Regions from separate parts of the Homo sapiens genome. Here region 2 is linked to region 1. Evidence: chromatin loops called from intact Hi-C (ENCODE). Cell type or tissue: breast epithelium. All regions are shown on one strand. Links, peaks and the distances in the headings refer to the core of each region. The heading gives the core; the rest is flanking DNA. Region 1 overlaps HPCAL1 (hippocalcin like 1). Region 2 overlaps HPCAL1 (hippocalcin like 1).

What was found. A loop is a pair of places that touch in the nucleus more often than their neighbours do. Peaks named below come from ENCODE experiments on the same cell type or tissue, not always from the same donor. Only the 100,000 strongest peaks of a DNase experiment are listed, where the experiment ranks them.
Region 2: a loop joins it to region 1, with 11 times the contacts of the local background. A loop is called at or near these places in 28 of 110 quality-filtered maps.

The regions. Positions count from the first base shown.
Region 1 is chr2:10,340,524-10,348,847 of GRCh38, forward strand. The region is part of intron 1 of HPCAL1 (hippocalcin like 1); the gene reads left to right. Among named protein-coding and RNA genes, the nearest start is that of HPCAL1, 42 kb to the left of the region's middle. RefSeq lists an enhancer at 3,622-4,122. In breast epithelium, for the core only: no CTCF peak of the experiment used is centred there; no DNase peak of the experiment used is centred there; H3K27ac peaks cover 223 bases.
Region 2 is chr2:10,396,548-10,404,871 of GRCh38, forward strand. HPCAL1 (hippocalcin like 1) reads left to right here. Exons shown (of 5, transcript NM_002149.4): 2 at 288-373. Among named protein-coding and RNA genes, the nearest start is that of SNORA80B, 46 kb to the right of the region's middle. In breast epithelium, for the core only: no CTCF peak of the experiment used is centred there; DNase peaks (open chromatin) are centred at 2,132, 4,154 and 4,574; H3K27ac peaks cover 4,587 bases.

The DNA of each region.
Region 1 (8,324 bases), core at 273-8,272:
CGCAGGAACATCCCAGGAGGGGGTGTCATACCTGTTGGCACCATGGGGATGCAGGCTCAGAGGGGACTGAACTTTCCAGGGCCACGCAGTCTGTAAGCGGCAGAGCTGGGACGCAACCCCAAGCTTGCTGCTCTCAAAGCTTTGCTTTCAAACTCTCACTTCAGACATCAGGGCTTCCTTTCAGACTGAGTCTTATCCCTAAGCACTGTTGGAGAAGAAAGTCTCCAGGCTGCAGGGCCCCGCAGTTCCCCCATATCCCTGCCCTTCCAGCCAGCCCACGCCTGGGGCCTGTCCTCCCCTGTTCCTGAATCCCTGTCCTGTTACTGCCCTCCGGGTAAGACAGCACTCTTATAATCATGCTTCATGCCGAGTTCATGAAATTAACTCTCAAACTCCTCTTCTCTGGGTTAAATTATTTCACTTTTTTCCCTTCCTCATAGAATATCATTATAAATTCTAGATACTATATTGGATATGTAATAAAATCAGAATAAATTACATGTGATGGCCACTGAACTAACCTCCCTTCATGTGTCTGGAGGCAGGTTTTCTGTGGAGTTATGCTTTAAATTGGCTGTCCTTCGCGATTTTTCTTAAAGCCTAGGTTGACTACTCAAGGGTCTAGATTTATGATAGAAACTGTGGGCTGGGGTGCAGTGCTGGGGTGCTGGGGTGCCTGTAATCCTAGCACTTTGGGAGGCTGAGGTGGGCGGATCATTTGAGCCCAGGAGTACAAAACCATCCTGGGCAACACGGTGAAACCCCATCTCTACAAAAAAATACAAAAATTAGCCAGACACGGTGGTGCATGCCTGTACTCGGGAGACTGAAGCGGGAGGATCACCTGAGCCCAGGAAGTCGAGGCTGCAGTGAGTCATGATTGCGCCACTGCACTCCAGCCTGGGCAACAGAGCAAGACCTTATCTTAAAAGCAACAACAACAACAACAAATTGTGGCACAAATGTATGCATGGAGGTACTGAGGGCCTTCTTTATAGTAGGCTCAGGAATGACCAATGGGTGGGGGCTTTGGGGGAAGAGACGGGGGTCTTTAAGCAGAAACTCTCCCCTCAACACAAGAAAGCTGCTGAAGGACTTCAGAAACCTAAACACGAGCCGTGGGCCTTTCTAAAGTGGGGAGGGATTCCCTCCTGCCTAGGTTATGTTGCAAGGCTGCCCGAGAGAGGGTGGAAGGGGGCAGGAGAGTGGGCATTGGCTGGGTCCAACGCTTCCCAAGAGATGTGACTGTCTTAAAAGCAATACCTTCCTGATTACCACGGGAAAAATTCAAATGTTTTGAAAAGATCTACAAGTTTGGGGTTGAAGAAGTCCTTTATTTCAAAGTTTCTCTGGGCTGGGCGTGCTGGCTCACACGTGTAATCCCAGCACTTTAGGAGGCTAAAGTGGGAGGATCACTTGAGGATTGCTTTGAGGCCAGCCTGGGCAACATAGTGAGACTCTGTCTCTAGATAAAGTTTTTTTTTTTTTTTTAAATTAGCCAGATGTGGTGGTGGTGTGCTCCTGTAGTCCCAGCTACTTGGGAGGCTAAGTTGGAAGGATGACTTGAGCCCAGGAGGTTGAGGCTACAGTGAGCTCTGATTGTGCCGCTGTGCTCCAGCCTGGTGACAGAGTGGACCTTGTCTGTAAAAATAATAATAATAATAATAAAGCTTTGCTCCCCGTTTCATTTAGATGGAGCGTTTGTGGGATTTAAGACAGATTTTTCCTTGCTGAGTGGTTATCATTAACCTGTTGAATAAGCAACAGGCCGAGGTGGGGACCCTGCCTCGCCCGCCTCCAGGGGCACACTGCATTCTTTGTGGAAGTGTCCCTGGAATGCCACAGCCCTGCTTCTGTGCGAGGCCAGTCAGTCTGGGTCCTGGGATATAGCCACATGTGCAGTCCGTGCCTCCAGCGCGCAGCCTGAAAGGGAGGCGTGCAGAAACAACGTAGCTCCAAGGAGGACTGATCAGCCCAGCCTGGGGGAGGGTGGGAGGGGACTCCCAGGGAGCGGGGCTTGTGCTGGACTTTGCAGGATGCCAGACTTTTGGCAGGGGAGGAAATTGAGGTGAAAGCATTCCAGGCCTAGGGAACAGCATGTGCAGAGGTGCTGGCTGGAGGAACCCCGTGTGTTTGCACTGTGCTCTGAGCTCCCTCTCATGACTCTCATTCTTTCTCGTTGAGTTTTGTTTTGTCACCCAGCCGGACTCCTGGGCAAAGAGAGGCACAATCTGTTCCCGGTTGGGCCAGCTGCCCTCCAGTAGCTACGCAGGATGCTCTGGCCGGCCTCTGAGGATTCTCTTCTTCTGTCCATCTCATGGCTGAAGACCAAGGCTATGGCCTGTGGGTGGCAGTTGGTACCTCTCCCCGCTGCCTTCCCCCGGCCCCTTTTTGGACAGGATGTTGCTCCCTGGGGCCTGGCTTTGGAGATGGCCAGTGCTGGTTTGAAGCTTCTGTCTTCTGTGTGGGATATCAGTGCCCTGCCAGCTGTTGCAAGTTTTAAACTCAATGTGCCTCTGGATGTGTGTGTAGAGTAGGGGTCCTTCCCCAGCTCCAGGCCCTGTGTGTTTCCAAGTGGGCCCGCAGCTCTGATGTGCAGTGGGTATGCACTGGCAAGCCGTGCACTGTCACAATATTAAAATAACTTCCATGGTAGTTGGTAAATAGCCCCATCACCCCTCTCCTGGGACCCTGGACCTCTAGCACACCATGGAGGCCTGCCCCGTCCCCATAAAACACACCACATTCAAATTACTTATCTCCTCTTCCCCTGCCACTCTGCTGAGAAGGCTGATCTCAATCCTCGGAGTAATGACTCTCTTCTAGGAGCAAGATGATGCTAATTCTCACTAGCATGTGAAGGACTGATAGCACCATATCTCCCTCCAGGACTCCCGGGTGGGAGGTGGGTGTTTGCATAGGCAGGCAGGTGAGCCAGCCTAGTTTGTCCACAGACTTCCATGCAAGTGATTCCTGCTGTTCCCTGGGTCTTCCTTTCTTTTGCTTCTGAACTTGGAGGTTTCTTGAAGTCTGGAGGATTTTTAGGGTGGGCATGGCTTTAGGTGGGACCTCCACTATATGGGTTTGCAAGCTGCCACTGCTTTGACTGCAGACACTGGATTGACCGTGGCCAATGCCAAGTCCAAGAGATCAGGCTGAAACCAGGCTAAATTTTAAGAGCAGAAACAAAACTCATCCTTGCGAAGGGACTTTTAGATCAGTGGCAGATGGCATAGAAAGTCTTTCTGCTGTTCTCTTGTGCTGGGCGTGGCTCAGGGCTGAGGGGAGAGAGGAGAGATGAGGGCAGAAAGAGAAGAGGGGGCAGGCCTCAGGGATGAACACATGGCCCATGGCTGTGCGCTTCCCAAGCAAGCAGTTCTGGAGTGAGGCTTGGGCCTCCATGCCTCCTGGGAGGCTGCACCTCTTGGGATATAGAGAACGCTGGCTTCAGACCCGGCAGGAGTACCGGCGGCTGTGTGGTGCATCCTGCACAGAGCTGTTGCTTTCTAACTGGGTTACTGAGCTGTCGAAGGAGCAGGGATGAAGACTCCCTTATTAAAAACTAAACAAAACACAACACGAAAAAGCCAGAACAAAACAAGCAGACGGTTGAGGACTGCAGTGAACTCATTAACCCTACAGCTTTGATCTCGAAGTCTCGGCCGCTCCTGGCTCAGAGGACCCTGGGGACGTGGTCTTTGATGCTTGCTTTCCCCATAGGCATCACTTCGACCAGCGTCTGTGTGGGGTGTGCAGCAGCCCTGAGCCAAGGATTAATTACGTAACAAGCCCAGATCCCATCCCTGCCTGAGCAGGCCATGTGCCAGCAAGGGGGGCCCCGAAGTGCCGCTAGGTGCCTCACGATTAGCATAAGGCCCGTTTATCCAGGAAGCCAGAACCAGTGCACATCTGTTAAGCGCATGCACCAAGCGGCGATTCCATAGTTGTATAGTGATTGTCTTTATGGAACTCCAGAATAGCTTCTTAGATATCACTCTTCAGGCCCTGAAATGGAGCCCTGTGCAAAGAAATGAAGAAAAGCTATCGGGGCATCTGCAGCCACTATTATACCATCTGGCAGCTCAGAAATATTTTATAATCAAATGAGTAAGACGGGCGTCCCACACTCCACAGTACTCTGCTCCCCCTTCCCTTCCTCCCAGGACTTGCTCTGTCTCTGTCTCTTTCTCTGTGTCTGTCTGTCTGTCTCTATGTGTCTGTTTCTCTCTCCCTCTTTCTGTGTGTGTCTCTCTCTGTGCCTGACTTTCTGTCTCTTTCTGCTTCTCTCTCTGTGTCTGTCTCTGTCTCTCTCTTTCTGTGTGTGTCTCTCTCTGTGCCTTTCAGTCTCTTTCTGCCTCTCTCTATGTGTCCGTTTCTCTTTCTCTCTGTGTGTCTCTCTCTCTGTGCCTTTCAGTCTCTTTCTGCCTCTCTCTATGTGTCCATCTCTCTCTCTTTTTCTGTGTGTCTCTCTCTCTGTGCCTTTCAGTCTCTTTCTGCCTCTCTCTATGTGTCTGTTTCTCTCTCTCTCTCTTTCTGTCTCTCTCTGTGCCTGTCTTGCAGTCTCTTTCTGCCTCTCTCTGTGTGTCTGTCTCTGTCTCTGTATGTGTCTGTCTCTGTTTCTGTCTGTCTTGCTCTCTCTGTTTCAATCTCTCTATCTCTGTGCCTGCCTGTCTGTCTGTCTCTTTCTTTCTGTCTCTCTGTGTGTGTCTCTCTCTCCGTCTTTGGGACAGACTAGAGGAACCTTTTTCCCAGGAGTGATAATACTGTACTCTGCGTTTTTGCCACTTGCTAGCTGGGTGACCTTGGGCGGCTTTCAAGTTCCCTTATCCTGGGTTTCTTCATTTGTAAAATGGAAGCACTACTTCACAGTGCTGTTGTGTGGGTCAAGATGAGATGAATGTGACCTACTGTGGTACTATTTATTATTTGTCCTAGAAAAACTTTTTTTTTTTTTTGAGACAGGGTCTTGCTGTCACCCAGGCTGGAGTGGTGGCACAATCTTGGCCTACTGCAACCTTGACTTCCCAGGCCCAAGCGATTCTCCCACCTCAGCCTCCCAAGAAGCTGGGACTACAGGTGTGAGCCACCACACCCAGCTAATTTTTGTATTTTTTGTAGAGACAGGGTCTTGCTATGCTGCCTGGGCTGGTCTCGAACTCTTGGGCTTAAGCGATCCTCTCACTTCAGCCTCCCAAAGTGCTAGGATTATAGGCATAAGCCACTGCACCCATCCAGAAAAACTTTTAAAAATTTTGTGTTTTAACTTTTTCTGAATATAAAAGTGATACATGCATGTTCACTGTAAAATAGAAAATATAAAGAAACTAGAAAACTATTTATGACGCCCCTCCCCCACCACAAAAGGGGCAAGGACTGCGAACTTTTGCCGTATTTTGGAAGATTTCCTAAGTCACACAAGCACACAGATGGTCTGTTGATCCAAACCAGGAAGAACAATTGTGGGAATAAGTGGAAGTGTGAGTGTGTGGGTGTGTCTGAGTGTGTGCCCTGGGGGTGTGTGTGTCTGTGTATGTGTGAGAGAGCCAGGCTGTGTGTGTGTGTGTATGCATGCAAACACTTATGTGCAATGCCTTGGGGTCCTCAGACCCCCCTTGGTCCATCAGGGGCTGGTGGCCTCCCAGTAGGACACTAGCACAGCTGCACTCATGTCCTTCTTTGAGGGGGGGTGACGGGGAGAAAGTTGGGGAGCAGCAGTGACTGCTGATGTTGTGGGGGCCATGGGGAGCCTCCTGGTATTCTGTCTCGAGGCTCTGGGGATATGGTGGGAGAAGCCCTCATGCCAGAATTGGGAGGGGATGGAATGGGACTGACCCCATCACAGCCCACGTGCCTCATTCAGGGCTTGGCTGTGGAGTCTTGGGGGAGGTGCTCCCTCATCCTCAAATGTTAACTTTGTCTGCCTGGCCCCAGTCCCCTCTGTGGCTTTTTTCCTCTTTCAATTGGGAGGCAGTTCTGTCTTAAAGAGATGTTTAACCCTCTAGGTCTCCGTGCAGGCATTTTTGTTGTGAGCCAGTCAGGCTATAAATGGTCCATTAAAAGCACTGTCCAGTTGACATAACCGGTCTACCAGGCTGAGACCCACAGACCCGGGACTGGCATTTATTTATGGATATGATGTGCAAGGAGAGTGTTTTCCAGTAGCAGGCGTTGGCATCATCAAACAGAATGAAGTGTACTGTGTTTTCACCATGATAGTACAAAAACGAGACTGTGAGAGCTTCTCACTTCTCTCCCCTTCCTCCCCTTCCTTCTCCATGTCTTTGTGCTCCTCCACTGCTCCCTCCCCAGCACAGACAGGCCCTGGCTCCCTCCCCCCACCCTCTTCCTTCTCTCTCCTTCTAACTGGGGTCAGGACCACCCTGGAGGATGTTAGATTTTAAACATTTGTTCCTCTTGTCATCCCCACCACCCCACCCACCCACCCAGATTAGTTTCTAAGGGATTTATATTTGTTTGCAGAGTGGTGCGAACTGTTTTCATCCTCAGAGGAGCAGAGTGCTCATAGATGAGTTTGACATTACTGGGATTCACTTTCAGAAGTCTCTAGAGAGCCCCGCACCGCCCCCGCCCCCCGCAGGTGCTGGAGTTCAGCCTGACACACAGGCCGGCCTCAGTGAGAGGGAGTGTCTGCCTCCCTGGCATCCGTGACCCATACGGTGGGCGCCTGTTCTTTAGAACAACTTGCTCCTTCCGTCGTTGGCTTGGTCACCCAGCCCCCGGCCCACCCTTTTCTGAGCCTGTCATCCACACCAGGCAGAGCCCTGTCTCAGAGTCTCATGGGGAGCAGGGCCTTCAGGGAAGGCCCATGTGCTGGGACTGACTTGGCTCACAGGAATTTCCTGATGGTATAAAATGTGCCCCCCAGCGCCTGATAATGGTCACTTCGCCTAAGTTCCAGCCCCAGATGTGGACCACGGTGGGGCAAAGGTGGGCGTGGGGAGGAGGAAAGAGGTTTAAAATGGCCACACCCACTACTTCTCCTTTGGAAGTGCCTCCTGCCACCCTGGGGTCCCAGGAGCTGATCTGTGGGTGTCTGTCCTCAGCACCCACCCTGCTTTTCCTTCAGGCCCCGCTCTGGCTGTCTGGGCCTTTCTGGTGCTGTTCCTCACAGGTTTAAACACTCCAGCAGCAGCCTTTCCCATGGCACTGTGTCTGCGGGGCGGGGTTGGGCATTTTCTGAGGCTTCCTGTGTTTCACGGGGATCCAGTATGAAGCCTGGCACGGAGTATGGGCCAAATCGGTTTAATGTTTAGCTCCCCAAACCCTTCACTTCTGTGTCCTCATTAATTCAGACAAGGTTGGGTTTAGCAAACTGTGTCTCAAACATAAGAAAATGCAGCGTGGGAATGGGGGAGGGGAGGAGTGCTGTAGAAGGACCATTTCAGAAGCCCTGGTTTACAGGAGAAAGATTGGTATCTTCATAAGTCACTCTTAAGCTTGCATTTGTTCATGCTTTAACACAGTGATTAGATACCTACTGTAAGCCTAGCATGGTGGGGATATAAAAGCAAGATCAAGTTCAAGGGGGCAGGGATTTAGGGTCAGTGAGACGGACCTCTTAATCACTTATTTTGTACACATCAGAGCAGTGACATTGTGTTTCTTTAAAAATACTAGGGGCCAGCCCGGGCACAGTGGCTCATGCCTGTAATCCCAGCACTTTGGGAGGCCAAGGTGGGCAGTTCACCTAAGATCAGGAGTTCAAGACCAGCCTGCCAACATGGTGAAACCTCATCTCTACTAAAAATACAAAAATTAGCTGGGCATGGTGGTACACACCTGTAATCCCAGCTACTCGGGAGGCTGAGGCAGGAGAATCACTTGAACTCAAGAGGCGGAGGTTGCAGTGAGCCGAGATCGCTCCACTGCACTCCAGCCTGCACGACAGAGCAAGACTCCATCTCAAAAAACAAAAAACAACAACAGAAAAAACTCTGGGCCAGCTGTGGTGGTTCACACCTGTAATCCCAGTGCTTTGGGAGACCAAGGTGGGGGGATCGCTTGAGCCCAGGAGTATTTGCCCAGCCTGGGTAGCATAGCAAGATCCTGTCTCTACAAAAAAAAAAAAATATATATATATATAAATTAGCCAGGCAGGGTGATGTGCATCTACAGTCCCAGCTACTTGGGAGGCTGAGGTGGGAAGATCACTTGAGCCCAGGAGTCTGAGGCTGCAATGGGCTCTGATCCCACCACTGCACTCCAGCCTGAGCGACAGAGTGAGACTCTGTCTCAAGAAACAAAACAAAACTCTGGATTCTGGCCTTCTCCTGGGAAATCCAGATTTGTCTGGTATGATGTTC
Region 2 (8,324 bases), core at 95-8,094, 56 kb after region 1:
TTTTGTAGTAACCAGCAACCTCACTCGAAGGGTGGCCAGCATCTTACCTTGGGGCTTCTATCAACGTTGTCCTGGGCTTCTCGCCTGCTGGGGTGCAGCGGCCTTGGGCATGTGCCCCTGTCCATGGTGGCTGGCCGGAGGCCGGGAGCCAGGGCTTTCTGTATGTAGCATGGCACTTGCAAAAACTGTGATCCCCCAGCAGGCACCACAGAAGCAACCAGAGGGAGGGGCATGGGCTCCGGGCCGGGTCGTCACAGCCTGCGTGACCTGTCGCTCTTCTCTTCCAGGGGCATGGTCTAGTGGCCCAGTCAGGACGCGGAAACACTCCCTGGAGGTTCTGACCCACTCCCTCTCAGCCTCCGCCTGGTCTCTGGTAAGTCACTCCCAGAGGCCGACTGGCTCAGGGTGGGTGAGGACTGAGGATGGAAGTGGGTGGCTCCTGCTGTGCCGTGGGGTCCTGCCCATGTGTGGGGACTGGACCCAGCTCAGCAGAAAGAGCAGGGAAGACTGGGCGTGGGGGGCAGCCCAGCTAGCACCCCTAGACAGGTCAGGAAACTGCGGCTCGGAAATGCAGAGAAACAGCCCCCCAGGCCCCACAGCCATCTCAGCTCTCGCCCTAAGCTGGCCAGGTCTTTCTGGGTAAATCGCGTGACCTTCGGTGCTTCTGTTTGGCGATTTGTCAGGGGAATGAGGGGCCCAGAACTTTGAGAAGGACGTGTGGGTGAGGGCAAGGAGGGCACTGTCTTAGTGTCCGGGTTTCTTTGTCTTCTATCCCCTGCAGCCCCTGTACCTGGAAGCTTCCTTCTCCCAGGCTCCTGTGCATGGTCAGGGCCACTCAGCCCTCTGGACCCCCACCCACGCCAGATAAGCTGTCTGCGCTGGGAGCTGGGCATGTGGCTCTCCCCTCAGAGCAGTTACCGTAGGCTGCCGGGCCCAGGGTCTGTCTGAATCCGCCACCCTGCAGCCCCCCAGGCCCCTGCCTGCTCTGGGTGCGAGGAAGGCTTGAGGGAGGGCAAAGTGCTTACAGCTTGAATGCACCACCCTGGCCTGGCCACTGGTCGCCTCTCCCCCAGTGTTAGCCTGGCTTAGGGGCTTTTTCCATCCGGAATCCTTCCTGGCCCTGCCTGAGCTAACTCCGTGAGCTCGGGAGGGCTCCTCATGACCCTGGTCATCCTGCCAGCTCCCGAGACAGGAAGGCCTGGCCATGTCCCGGGGCTGCCCTCGGGTCTGGAGAGCCTGCCAGCCATGCTGTGGGGCTGCCCTTCCAGCGTTGAGGGTTTGGTTTTGTTTGTAAGCAAGGAACCAGGTATGCGATGCTGGAGAGTGTGTAATTCTGGCTGTGCCTCTTCACAGCCCCTTCCAATCTCGTGCATATTAAGGTTGATAAAAACACCCTCTTCAGGGTCAATGCGAGATCAGACCTGGAGTGAAGTGTCCCTGTGGTATCTGGACCAGCAGGACCTGGCTGCCCCACAGCTCCTCCTCTCTCTCCCTCCTCCCTCTCATGGTCTCATGACTATTATGGTGACTCTTGTCACTCACCACCCTGCCCCACCTGCTCCTGCATACTGTGAGCATCAGTTGGGGCCATGGATGTAGCAAGGGTCAGCTGTCATAGGCTCCCGGGGGGACACCTGGGGGAGGGACATTTGGGGACAGAGCCCCATCTGGCCATGCCCAGCCCCTGAGAGCCCTCATCACCGACTTGCATCTGGTGAGTTTGGCAGGGTCCTGTATAAGGATTAAAGTCCTCCAAGTCCTCATACAAAGTCGCTTTCCAAAAGTCTGGAATTTTCTTGGCCCTAGACACGGGAGATGCTCTTTATAATTTTCATCTTCCCACTCAGAAGGAACCACCTTTGAATACTCAGCCAGGCTAAAATTTGGACCCAAAACCTGTTAAAGCATCACTGTCTTAATTTCAGTGTTCATGATGGGGTTCTGGGCTGTGTGAGGGGTGGAGGGCAGATACCAGTGGCAGGTTTCATCTGTGGCCCTGGTAGATGTGAGTCCCGCAGCCGGTCAGCCCAGGGCCCAGGGCAGACCCCGGGCGTGGCTGCTTTCCCGCTGGGCACCAACGCACGCACGTGGTGTTTCCAGGGCAAAGTGAGCTCCCCACCCTCTGCCCGTCCCCTGCCCCGCCCTTAGATCTGCATCCCGTGGGTGGGGTGGGTTTTCCTGCCTTCCTCTTCCTGAGGGAGGCGATTTCTCCTTCCGCTTTCTCCTTGCCACAGTAGCTGCTGGGTTGGGAGGAGACATCCAGGCTGGGGCCTCAGCCTCAGGGTGCCAGTTAGCGTGTGGTTAGCTGAGAAAAAAGTATTTTTCTCAGCAGAAAATAGACACAACTGCATGTGAAGGGGCCACTTCCACTCCTTCATTCTCCATCCACCAGCCTTACTGGAGCTAGAGAGTGGGGGAACATCTGGGTCCGTGTTACCTGGATGTCACCTGCATACAAATGTCCTGGCCCGAGGCCACTGTCAGCACGGGTGCACAGGGGAGGCGCCTGGCCCGGCAGGTCGTGCTGAGGCTGATACCCGTGTCAAGAAGCTGGAGCAGGCGAAGAGATCAGAAGAGGGTAGAGGAGGTGGTCCGAGGTGTCCATTCCCATCCCCAGACCCCTGGGGCATTTCAGTGCACGCACAGCAAATAATATCACTGCACCACCACCACCACCACCACCACCACCACCATCACCACCACCACCACCACCATCACCACCACCACCACCATCACCACCACCACCACCATCACCACCACCACCACCACCACCACCATCACCACCACCACCACCACCACCACCATCACCACCACTACCATCATCACCACCACCACCACCACCACCACCATCACCACCACCACCACCACCACCACCATCACCACCACCACCACCATCACCATCACCACCACCACCACCATCACCATCATCACCACCATCACCGCCACCATCACCATCACCACCACCGCCGCCACCACCGCCACTGCCACCGCCACCATCACCGCCACCACTACCGCCACCGCCACCACCACCGCCACCGCCACCGCCACCACCACCACCACGAGTTGAGGGACTCTGGGATCAGAAGGCACTTTCCAGCACATTCACACCATTGGCCGTGGATGTTGTGGGTCAGGTGATGGGCACTGGAAGGGCCTTCCGCTTCTCTCTGCCCCTGGCCCTTGGTCATGTACAGCAGGCCGCTCCCCGGGCAGTGGAGAAGCAGCACCTGCATACTAAGGCTCGAGTCCCAGCCTCCCCTACCAGCCTCCCTCTCCACGTCCCCAGACACTCATGCGTTCCTTCCCTTGAGGTGGGTTCATGGAGCACGTACCCTGTGTCAGACAAGCTTCCAGGCTCTGGGCTTCTGATGGAGAACAGACCAGAGTAAACCTGGCCCCAAGGACCTTGAGCTCCACTCAAGGGGAGACAGACAGTGAACTCAACAAAACAGAAATGAGAGAAAGGATCAAGCTGGAAAGGGGATAAAGAATGAGTGTCGGTTTTGGATAGAGTGCTTGGGGAAGGCCTTCCTGAGATGAGACCTGACCAAAGGCCTGCAGGAGGTCAGGGACGGGCGTGCTTCTAGCTAAGGAGCAGCTGGTGCAAAGGGCCTGTGGCAGACGTGCACCCGTGGCAAGGAGGGGGCGAGCAGGCGGCTCAGCCAGGTCGGAGTGGGTCACACCTGAGGGGCAGGACGCTGGCAACCCCGACCGCTGAGGAAGACAGGTGCGAGCAGCATCTCGGCACAGCCAGACCCCCACCATACGGCAGCCCTCTGTGTCCCTTAAATAAGGATGCCTCCTCCCAGGCTTAAGAGATCATTGTTGCTCATAGTGATTTGTGTAGCCAACAATTCTTCTGGAAGAAGTTAGATGAACAGGGCCATGGAGATTTGGGGCCGGAAGAGCAGGACCCCAGGCTTGCCTCCCCTCTAGTGCTGGCCAGGCCGTGGATCCCAGGCGGGCATCTCAGAGAGCCATCTGAGCGGCCTTTCTGGAAGTGCCCTCCTAGGCAGACGCTGGTCATGAGGCAGGGCAGCGGGGAAGGGACAATCCTCCTGTGTTGTACATTGAGGGTTATATTTAGGGTGACTTGGGATGACTTGGCAGTATCACTTCCTGTGGTCGTCCCCTCCAGCCCTCAGCCACGGAGGGCAGATCCTGTCTGACAAGCATTGTGGGCAGACACGTGCCTGCACACACGTACACACCCACATGCACACATACACACACGCACACACATACACACATTGTGGGCAGGCACAACTTGGCATTCTCATCTGCCCTGGAATTGGTGGAGGGCTGGGGACATTGTCCTGGCCCTTCTGCAGGACCGCCAGGTGCCTGGCGGGGGAATCCTAGCCGTCAGCATCTCCGGAGCATCTGCTCCATGTCGGGCTCTGTGTGAAGGGCTGCATCCAGATCCCACATGAGCAAGACCGGCCTAGCCTCCCCATCTGGTTGGGAGATGCCAGGCAGAGGTGGAAGGAAGGGCGGCTGACCTGCCCCTTAGTCTGCTCAGCCACACAGGCAGCCACAGCCGAGGCTGCACAAGGACACTCCCCTGACCTTGCTGCCTGCTGGCCCCGGGTCTCCAGGCCAGGTCCGAGCCAGCCAGGCTCCTCCCCACCCATGTCACCGGCCTCTCTAGGTGGAGTCCACAGTGATCTTTGCTCCCCTTCCCCAGGCATCCAGCACCACACCAGGCACAGGGCCTGGTATTTCTGGGACAGCCCAGATTACACGTTTTCTCTCAGTTACCCCCTAGAATATTCTTGGACTTCTCAGACCCCATGTGCAAATTTTTAGCTTAGAAGTAATCACTGGGATCATAGACGATGTTTAGCAAATATCTGTTCTTTTGGGTGTTCCTAGGCCCCCAGAGGGTCTCCGGGAAACTGGCTCTTTTGCTGAGGCTAGAGACTATCTGGGCTAGAATGTGTCTGATGGGGCTCTCGGAGGGTGCACAGACAGTGCCGCGGTGGCCGAAGATCCACTATTCCAAGGCCGGATCTGCAGAGGATTTGGAAGTTGTCTGTAAGGAGCGCCTAGATCACCCGGACCTTCTCTCTCCCTCCTTGACTTCCTTCCTGCCTCTCGTCAAACAATTACTGTGTGCTTCCTGTGTTCTAGGCGCTGTGCTAATAATTGGTTATGGGATTATTCCTAGCCACACCCTGGGTAAATGGAACCCAGCTCTCTGTCCTTGGGAAAAGGGTCAGGAGAGAACTGGGGCCCAGCTGGGAAGCTGGAGGCTTGAGGCTGCTGGTCCATGTTGGAATGCTGTCTCCCTCTGCCATCCAGCACCCAAGCCCGGCGCCAGGCTCAGAGCAGGAACTGAAGCTTTTGCTGTTGTTGTTGTTTTTGTTTTTTGAGACAGTCTCGCTGTGTCTCCCAGGCTGGAGTGCAGTGGTGTGATCTCAGCTCACTGCAAGCTCCGCCTCCTGGGTTCAAGCGATTCTCTGCCTCAGCCTCCTGAGTAGCTGGGATTACAGGCGCGCACCACCACGCCCGGCTAATTTTTGTATTTTGAGTAGAGACGGGGTTTCACCATCTTGGCCAGGCTGGTCTTGAACTCCTGACCTCAGGTAATCTGCCCGCCTCGGCCTCCCAAAGTGCTGGGATTGCAGGCATGAGTCACCGCACCCGGCCAGGAACTGAACCTTGGTAGGAGAAGGAAAGAAGGAGTTCCTGTCTTGCTTTCCCGACCAGACTGGAAGCGCTCTGAGGGCGTTTTACACTTCGGTGTCTTCCCAGCACTTAGCATTGTGGCCTGCATGTAAGGGGTGTTCCGTGACTGCGTGTTGATTACACTTTGTGTGTATGGGTGGGTGCGTTGCCACAACTCTCCCTGCAGAATCTGTGGCCTCTGGTGCTGTGATTTAAAGACTAAAGATGGCAAAGAGTGGCTTTTATGAGCTGCCCCACTCCTGATTATAAACACACTCTCTATGAGTCAGAGGCCTGGGTGATCATGGATAAGTCACTTGCCAACAGTTAACTCCAGACTGTAGCTGCTGGGGCCACCGAGGGCGGCTGGAACATCACCATTCTGTGCCTAGCGTTTCAGCCGGGCTGAGGCCATTTTATTAATAATGATTTATTGTTTTTATTGCTTCCCAGAGATATTAAACATGAATCAAATAATGCATGTGATGATTCACTGGAGGTTCCCTTCCAAATTTAAAAAAGAATTAAAGAAAAAGTTTTTGACGGGTGTGCTGGTGTGGACACCAGGCAGGCACCTGAGAGCCCTCCCACCTTGAGCTCAGCCGTGGGCAGCACAGCACAGGGTGGACCTTGCCCTGCAGACAGAGCCATGCAGCCTGCGCAAAACCCCAGGGAGGACGCGCGTCTCACAAACACCTCTTCAGTCTAACATTTACAATGGTATTTCTTACAAATGGTTTCCACCCGAGATATATTACAATGTGGCCAAACCCCATTCATTTGGGACACATAAATTCAAAATTTGGAAATAGTTCCTTTGGGGCTCATGAACTGATCAAGTTTAGTCATTTCTCAAGCAGGGACCTGGCAGAAATGTTGCTTTTTACCATCTACTAAGACAAGAGCTAGGCAGCTGGTTCTGCTGAACAAGGTCCCGGGGAGAGGGACACCAGTCCTGGCTCAGTGAGCAGCTCCTCAGGTGCTTTGGAAGCCTCCTCTGGGGATAGACTCAAAGAAGTTTTCTATTTATTTATTTATTTTTCTTTATTTTTAAATGTTTTTCTCAAGGATGTTTTTTAGAGCTAGCTCATACCTCAGGGGCCACACTGTCCAAACACATATTGGACCCTGATGAGGAAAGTGAGAGCCGTCAGGGTGTGTGACATAGCCACTGTCACCCAGGCCTCCAGCTCCATTCTGCAGTTGAAAATGATGCCCTCATAACAAAGAGTTCTTTTGTGTGTGTGTGTGTGTGTGTGTGTGTGTGTGTGTGTGTGTGTGTGTGTGACGGAGTCTTGCTCTGTCACCCAGGCTGGAGTGCAGTAGTGTGATCTTGTCTCGCTGCAACCTCCGCCTCCCAGGTTCAAATGAGTCTCCTGCCTCAGCCTCCTGAGTAGCTGGATTACAGGTGCCTGCCATCATGCCTGGCTAATTTTTGTATTTTTAGTAGTGATGGGGTTTTACCATGTTGGCCAGGCTGGTCTTGAACTCCTGACTTCAGGTGATCCGCCCACCTCACCCTCCCAAAGTGCTGGGATTACAGGTGTGAGCCACCGAGTCCGGCCAACAAAGAGTTCTTATCCGTTCATTACAAACGCCCACTCTTTCCAGTCCTTACCTGATCAAGAATTCAGAGGCAATTTTTCAGGTATTTTTTTGACTCGGACTTTACAAATTTGAACTACCATTCAAGTAATTGGTCTGAATTCCTAAGTTTCGATGGTATTTTTCTCTTCCTTCTTCTGGCTGCCTCTCCTCCCCATACCCTGCATTTGTTAATGTACCCATTTGTTCCATATTCTGTTTGTTCTTTATTGCTCTATACACTGCTCCATAATGTTCTCTATCATTTGTCCATTCATTACCCATGAAGGTACATGCAGAGGTCACCAGCCCAGAGGTTTGTAGCAGGGACAAGTTACTTGCTGGTGGTGGTCTCCCCAAAAGTTTGGGCCTGCGAGTCATTGACACCTACACACTTTGAAAACACCCCAGGATGAAGTCTGGGACTGGAAGGAGCTCCCACCTTAGCCAGACTCTGGCCTCCTCCCCAGCTGTGTCCCCGCCAGCCCTTCTCCAGCCATGCCCTTTTGCCTCCCAGCACACTGAGGATTCCTCCTGGAATGCCCCTCACCCCGTCTTTGCTGGGTGAGTGTTTCCCCAGCCCCGCTGAGCTCAGGTATCAGCCCCAGCGCTCTGGGTAAGTCTGGGACCATCTCCTACATTGTCTGCAAAATCCTGCAGAAAGCCTGGCCTGTGCTGGTCAGCAGGATGCTGCGTTTCCTTTTAAACAGACCCAAAGCAGTCAGCAGCCACAGACTCCCCAGAGACGGAGATGAGAGGAGGGACCTCATGCCCTGAGGCAGCCCCAGCCTCACTCCCATGCCCTGCAGGCGCTGAGCAGCCCCCAGATCCCGGGCTCCTTTGCTGCCCCAGGGTCGGGCAGTTCTTGCATCTTGGACCGAGTGGGCTCTGCCCTGCTGTGGCATGACTGGGCTTCTTCTGTCCTTTTTCTTTATTTTCTCTTTGAAGAACAGGAGTTGGAATTTCACTCACCCTGCCCCAGCTGGATGTGTCTAGGCCACCGTGGTCCCAGGCTCTCTGCCCAGCTGGGCCTCAGGACCAGGTTTTAATGCCGCTGCTTGGGTGTGCCG